Linked DNA regions of Homo sapiens: region 1 is linked to region 2. The links are chromatin loops, found by intact Hi-C in ENCODE. Cell type or tissue: PC-9. All regions are shown on one strand. Each heading gives the region's core, and the rest is flanking DNA. Links, peaks and the distances in the headings are about the cores only.

Evidence for each region. A loop is a pair of places that touch in the nucleus more often than their neighbours do. Peaks named below come from ENCODE experiments on the same cell type or tissue, not always from the same donor. Only the 100,000 strongest peaks of a DNase experiment are listed, where the experiment ranks them.
Region 1: it touches region 2 in a loop (9-fold over the local background); 1 of 110 quality-filtered maps calls a loop at or near these places.

The regions. Positions count from the first base shown.
Region 1 is chr2:170,438,882-170,444,262 of GRCh38, reverse strand. MYO3B (myosin IIIB) reads right to left here. Exons shown (of 35, transcript NM_138995.5): 23 at 217-296. Among named protein-coding and RNA genes, the nearest start is that of MYO3B-AS1, 91 kb to the right of the region's middle. In PC-9, for the core only: no CTCF peak of the experiment used is centred there; a DNase peak (open chromatin) is centred at 2,422; H3K27ac peaks cover 1,445 bases.
Region 2 is chr2:170,523,217-170,528,597 of GRCh38, reverse strand. All of the region lies in intron 30 of MYO3B (myosin IIIB), which reads right to left. Among named protein-coding and RNA genes, the nearest start is that of MYO3B-AS1, 170 kb to the right of the region's middle. In PC-9, for the core only: no CTCF peak of the experiment used is centred there; a DNase peak (open chromatin) is centred at 2,877.

The DNA of each region.
Region 1 (5,381 bases), core at 194-5,193, 84 kb after region 2:
TGTTCTTAAGTGCTCTTTCTGAGAATCAGGATTGTAAGGATTCCATGATGTTTCCAATTTCCTAACCCCTGATTTCCTAAATGCCTTTAATCTCTCTACTAGACTGCCCAGGCAGAGGGCTGCTAGAAGGGAACTAATGCTGCCCACTCTAAGATTATCCCTGGGTCAAGAGTACCTGCCAGTCCATACTATATTTGGTGCAAATCTGTTACTCACCTTGGCTTTCCCAGCACTGAAATGTGGAGGCAAAGAACTTGAGGCCACTGTTATCCTAGCTCTTGTCTGGGCCAAATTACCTGAGAAAGAGACCACAAAGAACATAAATTAAAGGAAAAGTTAAGAAATAGGATCATGAGTAATTTTTCCCTTTGGGTCCTTGTATTTTTCTGAATTTTCAAAACAATCTGCTCTGAATTTTTAAAATTTGGAAAATTTTGACACTTTGATGATATAAATTATAAATTATAATAATTATTTATAAGTTTAAAATAATTTGTAACTTATAAATTGAATTTATATTCATTTTATAAGCAAAAAGAACATAAAATTATTAAATTCACTGAACAAATTAGAAATAAAAGGAAATTCACCTTATACAAAAATTAATTCAAGATGGATTAAAGATTTAAATGTTAGACCTATAACCATAAAAACCCTAGAAGAAAACCTAAGCAATACCATTCAGGCCATAGGCATGGGCAAGGACTTCATGACTAAAACACCAAAAGCAATGGCAACAAAAGCCAAAATTGACAAATGGGATCTAATTAAACTAAAGAGATTCTGCACAGCAAAAGAAACTACCATCAGAGTGAACAGGCAACCTACAGAATGGGAGAAAATTTTTACAATCTACCCATCTAACAAAGGGCTAATATCCAGAATCTATAAAGAACTTAAATTTACAAGAAAAAATCAAACAACCCCATCAAAAAGTGGGCAAAGGATATGAACAGACACTTCTCAAAAGAAGACATTTATGCAGCCAAAAGACACATGAAAAAATGCTCATCATCACTGGCCATCAGAGAAATGCAAATCAAAACCACAATGAGATACCATCTCACGCCAGTTAGAATGGCGGTCATTAAAAAGTCAGGAAACAACAGGTGCTGGAGAGGATGTGGAGAAATAGGAACACTTTTACACTATTGGTGGGACTGTTCAACCATTGTGGAAGACAGTGTGGCGATTCCTCAGGGATCTAGAACTAGAAATACCATTTGACCCAGCTATCCCATTACTGGGCATATACCTGAAGGATTATAAATCATGCTGCTATAAAGACACATGCACATGTATGTTTATTGCGGCACTATTCACAATAGCAAAGACTTGGAACCAACCCAAACATCCATCAATGAAAGACTGGATTAAGAAAATGTGGCACATATACACCGTGGAATACTATGCAGCCATAAAAAAGGATGAGTTCATGTCCTTTGTAGTGACATGGATGAAGCTGGAAACCATCATTCTGAGCAAACTATCGCAAGGACAGAAAACCAAATACTGCATGTTCTCACTCATAGGTGGGAATTCAACAATGAGAACACTTGGACGCAGGGTGGGGAACATCACACACCAGGACCTGTCGGGGAGTGGGGGGAGTGGGGAGGGATAGCATTAGGAGATATACCTAATGTAAATGATGAGTTAATGGGTGCAGCACACCAACATAGCACATGTATACTATGTAACAAACCTGCACGTTGTGCACATGTATCCTAGAACTTCAAGTATAATTAAAAAAAAAAAAAAAAAAGAACACCTCCTACTAAATAACAAGAAGAGGGACAATCAATTAATAAATGGGCAATATATTTGAACAGAAACTTCACTGAAGAAGATACTCAAAGGGCAAATAAGCACATGATATAACTTTAACTTAATTAGTCATTAGGGAAGTAGAAATAAAAACCATAATGATACAGCTCTACATACCTGCTATTATGGCTAAAATAAAAAAGGCAGACAATAACACGTGTTCACAAGTATTAGGAACAACTGGAACCTTCATTGCTGATAGGAATACAAAATATTAGAGCTACTGTTGAAATCAGGTGGAAAATTTATTATAAAGTAAGCATAAATTCATATAGCTCCGAGATAACACTTCCAGATATTTACCAAAGAGAAATAAAAATATATGTCCACAAAAAAAAGAAATAAAAGGAAATTACCACAATATATTAATGGCCATTTATGAAAATCCCACAGTGAAATGTCAGAGGCATTTGAACCACAGCAACTTCATCTTGAATAGGGGCTGGGTGAAAATAAGGCTGAGACCTACTGGGCTGCATTCCCAGGAGGTTAGGCATTCTTAGTCACAGGATGAGATAAGAGGTTGGCACAAAATACAGATCATAAACACCTTGCTGATAAAACAGGTTGCAGTTAAAAAAAGAAAAGCCTGGTCAAATCTCACCGAAACCAAGATGGCAATGAAAGTGACCTCTGGTCATCCTCATTGTTCATTATATGCTAATTATAATGCATTAGCATGCTAAAAGACACTCCCACCATCTCCATGACAACAAATGCATGGCAACATCAGGAAGTTACCCTATATGGTCTAAAAGGGGGAGGACCCCTCAGTTCCAGGAATTGACCACCCTTTTCCCAGAAAACTCATGACAAATCTACCCCTTATTAAGCATATAATCAAGAAATAACCATAAAAATGGGCAACCAGCAGCCCTTGGGGCTGCTCTGCCTATGGAGCAGCCATTCTTTTATTCCTTTAGTTTCCTAATGAACTTGCTTTCACTTTACTCTATGAACTCATCCCAAATTATTTCTTGTGCAAGATCCAGGAACCCTCTCTTGGGATCTGGATTGGGATCCCTTTCCAGTAACACTAACATCATACCAAATAGTGAAAATTTGAAAGCTTTTTCCACACGATCAAAAACAAGACAAGGATTCACACACTCACCACTTCCATTCAAAATATTATAGTACTGGAAGTCTTAGCTGGGGCAATTAGATAAGGAAAAGAAATGAAAGGCATCCACATCAGAAAGGAAGAAGTAAAATTAATGTCCGTTCACAATTTTATATGTAGAAAACCTTAAAGATTCCACATTAAAAGAAGTGTTAGAACTAATAAATGTTAGAACTAACTTTAGCAAAATTGCTGATACAAAACCAACACCCAGGCTGGACGAGGTGGCTCACGCCTGTAATCCCAGCACTTTGGGAGGCCGAGGCGGGTGGATCACAAGGTCAGGAGTTGGAGACCAGCCAGGCCAACATGGTGAAACCCCGTCTCTACTAAAAATACAAAAATTAGCCGGGCGTGGTGGCACGCGCCTGTAATCTCAGCTACTCTGGAGGCTGAGGCAGGAGAATCACTTGAACCCAGGAGGCGGAGGTTGCAGTGAACCGAGATCATGCCACTGCACTCCAGCCTGGGACAGAGCGAGACTCCGTCTCAAAAAAAAAAAAAAAAAAAAAAACCAACACCCAAAAATCAGTTTGTTGTTGTTGTTGCTGTTGTTTTTTCAGACAGAGTCTCACTCTGTTGCCCTGGCTGAAGTGCAGTGGTGTGATCTCAGCTCACTGCAACCTCCACCTCCCAGATTCAAGTGATTCTCATGCCTCAGCCTCCTGAGTAGCTGGGATTAGAGGCACGCGCCACCAATCCCAGCTAATTCAGTTGCATTTTTATACACTAAAAATGAACTATTCAAAAAAGAAATTAAGGAAATAATTCCATTTAAAATAGCATCAAAATATAATAGGAATAAATTTAATCAAGGAGGCAAAAGACTTTTACACCAAAAACTACAAAACATTGCTGGGAGAAATTAAAGAAGACACAAATAAACTGATGGACATCACTGTTCATGGGTTGGAAGACTTAACATTGTTAAAATGTTCATACTATCCCAAGCATTCTACAGATTCAGTGTAATCCCTATTAAGTCCCAATGGCATCTTTTGCAGATAGAAAAAATATCCTAAAATTCATATAGAACCACAAAGGACCCAGAATAGCCAAAACAACAGTGAGAAAAAGAATAAAGCTGGAGGACTCACATTTCCTGAATTCAAAACAGAGTGCCCAGAAATAAACACACAACAGATGCATGATCAAATGATCTTTGATAAAATCACCAAGAGTATACAATGGGGTAAAATAATCTCTTCAACAAACAGTGTTAGGAAAAGTGAATATCCACATACAAAAGAATAAAATTTAACTGTTACCTTATACCATACACAAAAATCATATCAAAATGGCTTGAAGATTAAAATGCAAGAACTGAAACTATAGCCAGGCATGGTGGCTCACGCCTGTAATCCCAGCACTTTGGGAAGCTGAGGCAGGCGGATCACAAGGTCAGGAGATCGAGACCATCCTGGCTAACATGGTGAAACCCCATCTCTACTAAAAACACAAAAAATTAGCCGGGCGTGGTGGTGGGCACCTGTGGTCTCAGCTACTCGGGAGGCTGAGGCAGGAGAATGGTGTGAACCTGGGAGGTGGAGCTTGCAGTGAACAGGGATAGCACCACTGCATTCCAGCCTGGGCGACAGAGCGAGACTCTGTCTCAAAAAAAGAACTGAAACTATAAAACTGCTAGAAGAAAACATAGGAGAAAAGCTTCATAACATTAGTCTTGGCAACAATTTTTTTGGATATGAAACCAAAACATGGGCTATAAAAGCAAATATAGACAATGGGACTACATAAAACTAGAACTTCTACTCAACCAAGGAAACAATCAACGAATTGTAGAGATAAGCTATGGAATAGGAGAAACTTTTTTCAAACTATATAGCTAATAAAGGATTAATGTGTAAAATATATAAGGAACTCCTACAACTCAATAGTAAAAAAGCCAAATAACAAAAAATTATTATTATTATTATTATTTTTGAGATGGAGTCTTTCTTTGTCACCCAGGCTGGAGTGCAGTGGCACAATCTTGGCTCACTGCAAGCTCTACTTCCTGGGTTCACGCCATTCTCCTGCCTCAGCCTCCTGAGTAGCTGGGACTACAGGCGCCCACCAGCATGCCCGTCTAATTTTTTGTATTTTTAGTAGAGACGGGTTTTCACCGTGTTAGCCAGGCTGGACTCAATCTCCTGACCTCATGATCCGCCTGCCTCAGCCTCCCAAAGTGCTGGGATTACAGGTGTGAGCCATCATGCCTGGCCCAAAAAAAAAAAAAACAATTTAAATATGGACTTGACTACACATATCGCCAAAGAAGGCATACAAATGGCTAACCGGTATATGAAGAGATACTCAGTATCACTAAACATTAGGGAAATGAAAATCAAAACTATAATGAGATGAAATATTACCTCATCCTTGGCCGGGCACGGTGGCTCACACCTGTAATCCCAGCACTTTGGGAGGCCAA
Region 2 (5,381 bases), core at 103-5,102:
TCCGTCTCTATCAAAAATACAAAAATTAGCTGGTCATGGTGGTGCACAGCTATAGTCCCAGCTAGTCAGGAGGCTGAGGCAGGAGAATCGGTTAAACCCGGGAGGCAGAGGTTGCAGTGAGCTGAGATTGCGCCACTGCACTCCGGTCTGGCGATAGAGCGAAACTCCATCTCAAAAAAAATAAAATAAAATTTTGCCTTGAAGTGTGGATCACATGGCAGGCATGGGATATAAGAAAACCCAAGTCAAACATGCATTCTAACATCATATCTGCTGAAGTCCACCACATCCTAGTTCCTAGCAACTGACCCTCAATTTGAGATATTAACCATAGGCAGCTACCAGCCAATAAGTGAGCTTCCTAAAGAAAACACAGAAACATCTTCCCAAACTTGGAGCTTATTTTTGAGTTAGGAAGGTAGATGCATCACAGAAAAATGACATGGTGTTAATAGAATCTCCCTTCACTTGTTTAATTAGGATTTTCGACTTTTTGAGAAAGCTAGCTCCTTTATCAACTAACTAGGATGCTCAAATCAAACTCAAGGTAAATAGGAAGCATTTCTAGAGAACAAAGTAATTAAATTTAGCTTTGGACCTCACAGAAATAAAAACTCAAGGAGCACATATTCATTTGTCCATTCATCAATTATTTCATTTTATGCCAGTTATGGCCAAAGATTCTAAATTCTGGATTCTGTGAGTGCTACAGAAATGAGTGACAGTTTCAGCCCTAAAGTTTATTATCTCATGTGGGATACAGTAATAAGAGCTAACATTTTTGTCCACTTAACTACGTACTAGGTAGTCATCTAAACGTTTCCTATGGTTTATTCTCACAATGGCGGCATGAGGTAAGTACCATTATTAGAAACACACTTGCCCAAGGTCATTGAGGTAGTTGGACACAAACCTGGGCCAGAACAGAGGCAGTTTGGCTCCAGGGTCTGTAGCTGAATCGTTTCCTCTACCTAGATGGTGCTCTGCAGACAGCGGGAGAGAATCAAACTCGGATGCTGGCAGGCCAAGCCATGAATTAGGCAGGCGGTTAAGTAGGGATCTGTGAAAGATAGCTCCTGCTCACTTCCAGCAGTTTGCTGCCAGATACTCAGGTTTTTTAAGAGCTATCAGAAGTCCGAATGACATGAAATCTATTTTTATGTGTTAGAATCTAATTTTAAAAATTTAACAACATTCAGGCCAAACAAAACATGTCTGTAGACTATATTCTACCCAAACACTATGGGTTTACATCTTTTGACCTATAGAACAACAAAACATTTTGTGTACTTTTGAAGACCTCCCATATCTTGGTGCCTTATTCCCTGTAATAGTTCTTCCTGCCTCATACCACCCCCATCCTACCCTCTGCCTTCTTCTCACTGGACCTCTCACCTTCCAAGAATGGCTCTGCATATCCTGCCTCTGGCTATGGCCCACTCTTGTTTCTCCTGCCTGGGATGCTCTTCTCTTGCCCTTGTCTGTATGTCACACGAATGAGACCTTGAAGGATGAGTAAAACATCAGCAGGTAAAGACAGGACTGGCAAGGGAATTCTATTCAGATGGAATAGCGTGAACAGATATACAGAATATGAAAACAAAAGACATGTTGAAAACCACCAAAGAGTTCCAACTATTTTAAAAGAGGCCTCTGGTCCTTGGAATCTGTTCTTAGAAAGAGACTGTTGGCATTCTTGACATACAGAAATCTTCTAAAAGGACTCTTTGCATAAGGATCACTGATGATTTAGGGTTTGTTGAAATAGTTCAGATAAATATTTATGTACGGCCATAAGCAAGTCCCCAAGGAAAAATATAACTCAAAACAGATTTCTCCTTGAAGCTTCTTTCAGCTGGTGATAAGGTTTCTGCCTTCAAAAAGGTTTTGAAAATACACGTGACCAATTAATATTTTAAAAATCTAGAAAGTCTAAGAAAGCTCTAGCAATCAACTAAGCTCTGAATGTTATTATTTGAGGGTATGATAATGTCATGCTGGCAATGTTGGTAAGGGTGACTCCTGAACCCAAAGTCAATCTCAGATTCATTCCTGAGATAGGAGCCAGGAATACAAGAAAATAAAATTTGTCTCTAAAGTTAAAGCAGAGAGTGAGCATTGTTCAAAGTTTCTAAGGTGATGGAAACCTCAATGCTTATTTTAGTCTACAATTCTAGAGCTAAGTCAAAGTCTTGATCCTTCATATGAGTTTAACTTTACAGAAAACTTTTCCATACTAATATTACTACTATTATTGCTGCTACTTCTATCACCATGACCCACAACAGCTTGCCATAATCTCTTATTGAGTATTCATTACATGTCTAGAACTGTGCTAGTTCCTTTGCTTTGATTATCTCCAGTCCTCCCAATTATTCCCTTTTTGCAGTCTAGGATACTGAGGTTCAGAGAGAGGAAGGAACTTGTCCAATGTCTCATAGCTCGTAAGTAATTCAACTAGGATTCAAACCCAGGTCTGTCACCAAAGCTCATCATTTTTCTACCCAAATGAGACAATACATACAGTGTTTACCACATCTTAAGCACTTGATCAGAGAAGGCTACTATTCCTACCACCACTCCCACATCATGCTGCCATTTTCCCTCTGGTTTCATGTGGGGTCCTCTAACGTGTTAGTGCACTAACTTGACCACACTGGTAGGAAATTTGCTGGAGGATTTGTTCTGTTCAACAGTCTTAGAACTGCCATGTATTTCTGCCGTGACCCCTCACACACAATGTTCGTCAAGATATGTGACAATCTGTACTTCACAGCCCACATGAAAATCTGGCCCACAGTCGGCCCTGCTGACTGGGAGGCTGTTTCTCTGGCTCATCAATTCTGAGGTCAGCCCAATTGGCTCCAAGCCCCAGAGCTGCAAGGATGACACACAGGAGAAATATGCACTTGTTTTCCCCTTGTGAGGTGCCAGTTCTCCTTGAGCTGCCTGAGTCACGGAGGTTCCCATCACTCTGAATCTGAATCCTCATTGAAGGGCCCATAACGAAGCAGCTTCACTGGGGGTGTGTTACAAGCCGTCTTGTGAAAACATTTGCACCAGCATTATCAATCTCCTGCCTCTTCATATGAGTTCCTTTTACACAAAAACAGGCTAGCTGTGCTAAAGAATGTCACATAAAAGCCTTGTGAGAGCTTTGCCATATGCAGGCCAAATTAAATTAAGGGGCATAATCCTCACCATTGTATTTATCAGCATTAAAATGGGGGATTACCATCATGGGAACAAAGCCCCACAACATAAAAGACTATTTCCATTTTGGCATTCACTGTACACAGTTACAGGCTCACATAGGAAGTGAAGCAGAGAAGCATCAACCCAACCACTCACTTTTACTTTCAACTTGAGGTTTCCTTCTCTCCAGCCAAGTTAACTCTGTCCCATCATGCACAGATGGGAGCACCTTTCCCATGAGGCTTTAGGCTTTCTCCCAAGAACTGGGTGCTGGAATTTTCTTCATCAATCACAGGGTGACAGTTATAACAAGTAGGGTGTATTTCTCAGTGGGTGGTGATTTAAGATTTAAACAATGACAGGTATAGAGACAACGTGGGTAGAGAGAAAAAGCCTTGGACTAATTATCTGAGACCTGGAGCCTTGAGAGGCAGTAGAATGTACCAGTTAAAAAATGAGTGCTGTGGTCAGAAGGCCCATGTTCAAATCCTGATTCTGTCACTTTACTGATTAAGTAACATTGGCAAGTTACTTGTGATCTCTCAATGTCAGAGATTGTAAAATCTATACCTTTCCCATAAGGTTGAACAGGATAATGCGTGTAAAACCCTCAGCACAGGCCAGGCACGGTGGCTCATGCCTATAATCCCAGCACTTTGGGAGCCTGAGGGGGACGAATCGCTAGAACGTCAGGAGTTCGAGATCAGCCTGACCAACATGGTAAAACCCCATCTCCACTAAAAACACAAAAATTAGCCAGGTGTTATGGCACGCACCTGTAATCCCAGCTACTCGGGAGGCTGAGGCAGGAGAATCACTTGAACCCAGAGGGCGGAGGTTGCAGTCAGCTGAGATCATGCTATTGCACTCCAGCCTGAGCAACAGAGTGAAACTCCATCTCAAAAAACAAAAACAAAACCACTTAGCACAGTGCCCAGGAAATTGCTAATGAACCAAATGCTAGCAGTTGTTATTATTGTTGGAGACAGAAGATCTGAATTCAAAGCCCAGACCCACCATTTATTCTGTGTGACCCTGCATAACCCAGTGATTCCTCGACTAGCTGATGGGGGGCAGGTGTAGGTAGATCTGAAACCAATCCAGCACTGGTCTCTGAGATAATGTTTATGAGCTATTTGCCTTAGCTTTCCCCAGGTTCAGTTTATCTGTAACATAGAGTGAGTAACACCAACCCAGAAGGCTGGTGTGAGAATTACATGAGATAAAATGTGGGGGGAAAAAAAACTGGCATAGCAATAAATGCTAACAATCAATCTGAATGATCTCAACACTTCCCTTCAGTTCTTATTTGCAGCAATATTTCTTGACATATACGGATCGTCCTTATGAACTCTTCCCTCTGATTTTGCCTTCCCTTCATCTTTTCCTGGTACCTATCTGCTCCCATCACTGTCTCTCCAGGACTCTTGAGGCAGACCTTGTTGGTTGCTTCCCTCTTCCTTTCTTCTTTGCCTAATCTCTCAACCTCCTTTGCAGCTCTCCTGCAGAACCACCACTGCAAATTCTGGCCAATCATATGCAAGAAAAGTCTCCTGGGTGACTTCTGGGAAAGATTTCCCTCCTAGCAAATGGAGAGAGACTCCTGAGAAGAAGCCCCTTTCCATCCGCTTCTGTCTTCCTGCTCCAGACATTGGCATGTAAAGAAGTGATGTTTAGTGTTGCTTTGGCCACCTCGTGGCCATAAGTGGGGGCATGACTGACATGCTGAGAACAGCAAAGCAAAGAGATGCAAGGGGCCTGTGTCTTTGCTGACATTCCTGAATGGCTGACCGAGCCCTGGAACTTCTGTCTTTGGACCTTTTGTCTCGAGGGATCCTTGAATCTATGGGTTGAATGTTTGTTACTTCCAATGAGAACATCACCAGTGACACAATCCAGCTCTCTTCTTACTCTGCCCACCCCAAACCCCTCCCTACTCCCACCCCACCCTCTGCCCAAAAACTCCTTCCTATCAGCCCTTGTTGATTCACAGAACACTGAGTTGACAAACATAAGGGGGACAACAGAATCCCAGTCCCTGGATCAGGGATACCCTGGCCCACTGTTTGGTAAGTTATTCGGGATCCTCTTATTGTTGCCACTACCCAAAGACTGACAAGAAAAACACTTCCCTCATAAAAATCTGAGTGCTGAGAAGTGGCTTTGAAAGTTAGCTCAATAAACTT